Linked DNA regions of Homo sapiens: region 1 is linked to region 2. The links are chromatin loops, found by intact Hi-C in ENCODE. Cell type or tissue: Caco-2. All regions are shown on one strand.

Region 1 (2,500 bases), 120 kb before region 2:
GGTGTTTCATACACTTATTTAATTCAGTGTCATCTTCCAACCCAGGCTGTGATTACTGCTCCCATGCTTCAGGTGGGGGAACTAAGGCTCGGAGAGCCTAAGCAACAGGCCAGAGTCAAGAAGCTGAGTTGAGAAAGAACTGGAGTTCAAACACGAAGCTATCCCCCTGCTATGGACCAAATGATACCCTCCCTACACCCCTGCCAAACTCATATGTTGAAGCCCTAACCCCACTTTGTGGCTACATTTGGAATTATGAGGAGGTAGTTAAGGTTACATGAGGTCATAAGAGTGGGGTCTTGGTCTGATAGGATTAGTGTCCTTAGGAAAAGAGACACCTCAGATCTCTCATGCTGGTCTTCGCATGTGATCAGTGGAAAGGCCACATGAGGACAAAGCAGCCATCTAGCAGCCAGAAGGAGAGCCCTCACCAGAAACTGAACACTGCTGGAATCTTTATCTTGAACTCTCCAGCCTCTAGAATGATGAGAAAATAAAGGTTTGTTGTTTAAGCCACCCATTCTGTGGTATTCTGTTACAGCAGCCCAGCTGACTGACACACCCATTTTAAAGCTCTTTGCCACCACTTTGCCTCATGGGCTGGGAAGTTTCATTCCCCATCAATTTCTGCAGCAAAAGCTTCCTTTTGATCCTCCTCGTCTTTTATTGTCTCCTTATTAGTGACATCCATATGAATGAAATGTATGATGCTGCAGGAGGCTCATCATAATTTAACAGGAATTAATGTCCTCTTATTATAAAGGACCCTACAAGCCGCTGCTTAATAGTCAGCAACAACTGGAATTAATACGTGTCAGATGAACATCAAGAAAAATCCATTTATGACCCCAAAGTCATGAAATTTAGCATAATTACACATGCTCTTGTTTGGGTAATTTTTTCTCTCCTCATTAAATTAGGTGCCTACATTAGATTTCAGTCTGATCGGTCTTGACTAGTTACATTTATGTAATCAAGGGCATTTCCTCTCAAATCAACCCAAAGTTACACAGGCAAACTACAGTAAATGCATGAACTGAAGCAAAGGTACAAGTGCTGAAAAGCTTAGAAAATTCATTCTTAATATTTATTCATGTTACCCCTCAACAAATATTTATAGAACACTTACTATGTTGTAGTCAGTGTTGTCGGTGTTTAAGAGATGTATGAAGTGAAAAGGCATAATTCTAAGAATCTCTTCAAGAACTGTGCTTGCCTTCCCCCTCACTACTGCAGCTCCAGTCTTTAGCATACCGGAGCCTCCATCACAATGGGGAATAAAAAAAACTCATTCTCTCGAAAATATCCCGTAACTGTTCAAAGTCAATCTCCATCTCCCTGGCTTTCTCTTGTTAACATAGTTTGCCCCCACTACCCTCTTGTAGTACCTCCTTAAAGAATTTTCCTATCTAATAAAATCACCTGGCTTTAAGCCTAAGCAGAGATAGTACAAGGTTGGTATCTGGCAGCTAGAACAATTGAGTTTCACCTTAAAACAAGTTTAGCCTCTCATAGCCCCTTTCTGTTGTGGTCTTTATGGGTCAACCCTTCTAAGATATTAAGAAGAAAACCTTAAAAGGCACTGACTTGACAGTATCATGATAAAAACAGAGTCCCCTTCATGCTCTGTAGAGTGGATTCCTCATCTGGCCAGGAAGAGGGTAGAAACCTGGATCTGTCTAGTGTTTGCCTGCTAGGATGCCTTTATCTGATCCACCTTGGGAGATTTCAGTCACCTGGGTTTCAGAGATACCTGCAATCTGGACATTGGGTAACTAGTATGATTTGCTGTTACTGGTTCCTGGAAAGGAGTTGAAATCTAAATGTTCCTCCAGGCCAAGTGCACACAGAGCACCTCACTGGAAGAATCTGAGTCACCTCATCCTTCTGAAACAATTCTGGAAGTCTACCACCATCTGCACAGCTTTCGTGGCAGCAAATTAATCCAGGTGACGAAGCAAAGATATCAGATTAGTTCAGGGAGAGGAGAACACCTTGGTTCCCTTGGTTACTCCAGTTTAGGAGGCACTAAGGCATTTATTTAAGAAAGGAACACTTACTTATAAAGGAATTTTTAAGGACTCTTTATGTGCTAAAAATACAATCAGAGAGGAAGTGTATAAACTGCTACTAAAATACAGTTTTATCAGAGCCTGGGGTAACACAAGGAATCAGAAATAAAGTATATCTAGTTCTCTAATAACCCCTAAAATAGCTTATTTCCCAGAGAGCAAGACAATCTCCATAGGAATGTTAAGACAATGTGATAGAAAGTATGGCTCAAATGGTAAAAGAGTCTCTTTTTAAAAATTCTGCTGCTGCCAGATTAAAAAACAAAAACTGAACTCATAGTGGAAACTAGGAAGGATATATAAGGAACACTGTATCAATCAAAACAAAAACTGAACTCATAGTGGAAACTAGGAAGGATATATAAGGAACACTGTATCAATCAAGCACACGTACTTATGAACCAAGGAATGAAGATTTTTCTCAGCTT
Region 2 (2,500 bases):
AGCATATAGAGTTAAACGACAGGAGATGCAACAAGGGGACTCAGGTACTGACTGGTTTAAGGCTCAAGAGATATCCCTTGAGCCAGTTTCCTCATCTCTAAAACAGAGGATAGACCCAGATGACCTGCTATGGTTGACTACTGGTGCAATGCTGTAGAGCAGATCTTTAGAATTTACTCATCTTGCTCAACTAAAACTTTATGTCCTTTGATTAGTAACTCTCAAACTCTCCCTGCCCTTGAGACCCTGCCAACCATCATGTCACTGATTGTATAAATTTGGCTACTTTAGATTTGTTTTTTTGTGACTTCCTTATTTTACTTTGCATAATGTCCTCCAGGTTCATCCATGTTGTCATATATTGCAGAATCTCCTTTGTTTTACAGGCTGAATAGTATTCTACTGTACGTACATATCATGTTTTTTTATCCAATCATTTATTGATGAACACGCCTTAACCTTTTTCAACTGCACAATTTATCTTATTTCCCAAAGGTACTTCTCAGCCCAGCAACAACTTCCATTTTACAAAGACGTGCCTCCATACACACACCTATATCATAGACAACTCATTTGCTCTGCAGTTTTTCTGTGCCTGCAAAACGGCTCCAAACTTAGGCCACTTTAACAAATGTGGCTTCCCTGAGTTCTATGACCATTCCAATGTGATCATTTCACAGCAGCACAGTTCTAGAAGAGCTGCTACCTGGGAACCTCTGGCACTTCCAAGCAGACTGGCTCTCTCATGGAACTAGCCATCATTTGGAGAGCTGAACTTGGCTTCTTCGGTAAATGTTACAGCTGCTATTTGAAGAGCAAAAGAAAGAAACCACAGGGATAACTTAAGAGGGGAGCACAAGTATTTGGAATGGTGAGGGGAGATCCTGACCAATTAGGAGAAACATGAAATAGATTTGAAAGGCTTGGGATTTTCTAATTATTGCTGCCTACAACTCTACTTCTTGACAGTAGCATTTCTGACCCAAACAGCAAGATGGGAAACCCAGCTCTAAAGTAACTAAACATGGCTGTAGTACAAAATATTATACTGTACATTAGGTAGAAACAGAGCAGTTATAAAGGACCCATAGTGCTTCTGAACAAGTTTTTCAGCTGCACTGCACATTTACTGCCTTAGATATCACAGCAGGTTTTCACTCCAAACCACCTAAGTATGTAGATTTTTAAACACCACTTAAACGATCTTCTGCCAAAAGAATTAAATTACCATTTATAGCCTATTCCTCTATTAAAAATTAATGAATTTACTAGCTCGTAGGATGGAGGCCTTCATTTGTTTTATAAAAAAAAGCTTTGATCTGCAATTCTCCAAGGCTGTGATTGTTTTTATTCTTCAGTTCTTCTCATTAAAAATAAATACCTCCGTTCTCTAAGATACACCTGCAAAGCACTTAAAATACCCATTTGAAGAACAGGAAACCTATTTTAGTTTCCCTGCTAAAGAATCTACTGTTTAAAGTGCTTCTGCAATGGGAAAAGCTCTTTTCTTCAGTACCCAGGCACCATTCTGGGTGGTGAAGGACCAAAATCCAAGGTTTGCACCTAATCACTATTTACAGAGCAAGCTCAAAGGGCAGCTTCTTAAAGCTGAAGATCTAAGCTGTAATCAGAATTCCACACATACTGTCTTTTGTTCAAGAGGGAGTAATGAGTCAACTTGAAGTCAGTTTGATGCATTGAATACTTCAGGCTACACACCTAATGCAGTCTAAACTACCAGGAGTCGCTTTTCTCTAACAGATGCCACAAGCGTTAATAGCAAAAGGCAAATGAGCTCTTAGTGTATAACCAAAAGATGGCTGGCAACAGCTATAGTTTTCTTCTATGCTATCCTATGGTAAAATGCTCTTAACTGTGGCTTAAATGTGTTATGTATTATTAAAACAAGAGAAATGTGAAGCTTTTCTAAGTGAACTAGTTATCAGAGACTACTGCTAACTCAAGCATGGTCCTTCAGGAAAACAACTACACCAAAAGCACATACTATATTTGAATAACACCATCCAGTCCACTCAGTTACCATGTGCAGATTACATAGAGAACTGAATGAACAAACGGGATAAGTTGGAGTCATTCCCTCCGTGCATATAAGAAGGTTCTCAAAGCTATTTCCAGGACTTCGGCATTCACATCCCATTACGCACTGCTCGATTATCCAGGCTTCTGCAACATGAAATTTGGAATAATCAAAAACCCTGGACTGATCCTATCACTGGCAGTGATTGCCTAGAGGTCGATAGAAAAGACTTGAACCCTGAATTTTTCCAATCCACAGACACTGCATACTGAACCTCTGCAATAAATCAACTGCCAGAATGACAAAGCATCACTGGCAATGTGTATCCCCACTGCCAAAACTGGGGAGAGTTTCGCATTAGGAACTGTCTTCTGATCTAAAGCTTCAGGTCAACAGAAAAGGGAAGGCAGTCAGTCTCCAGGGAGAGAGAGGGAGTCACGCTGTTTTAAGCAGCAGTTTTTA

The links. A loop is a pair of places that touch in the nucleus more often than their neighbours do. Peaks named below come from ENCODE experiments on the same cell type or tissue, not always from the same donor. Only the 100,000 strongest peaks of a DNase experiment are listed, where the experiment ranks them.
Region 1: a loop joins it to region 2, with 1.8 times the contacts of the local background. A loop is called at or near these places in 1 of 110 quality-filtered maps.

The regions. Positions count from the first base shown.
Region 1 is chr11:92,406,046-92,408,545 of GRCh38, reverse strand. The region is part of intron 2 of FAT3 (FAT atypical cadherin 3); the gene reads right to left. Among named protein-coding and RNA genes, the nearest start is that of FAT3, 180 kb to the right of the region's middle. In Caco-2, no CTCF peak of the experiment used is centred here; no DNase peak of the experiment used is centred here.
Region 2 is chr11:92,286,026-92,288,525 of GRCh38, reverse strand. All of the region lies in intron 1 of FAT3 (FAT atypical cadherin 3), which reads right to left. Among named protein-coding and RNA genes, the nearest start is that of FAT3, 62 kb to the right of the region's middle. In Caco-2, no CTCF peak of the experiment used is centred here; a DNase peak (open chromatin) is centred at 1,555.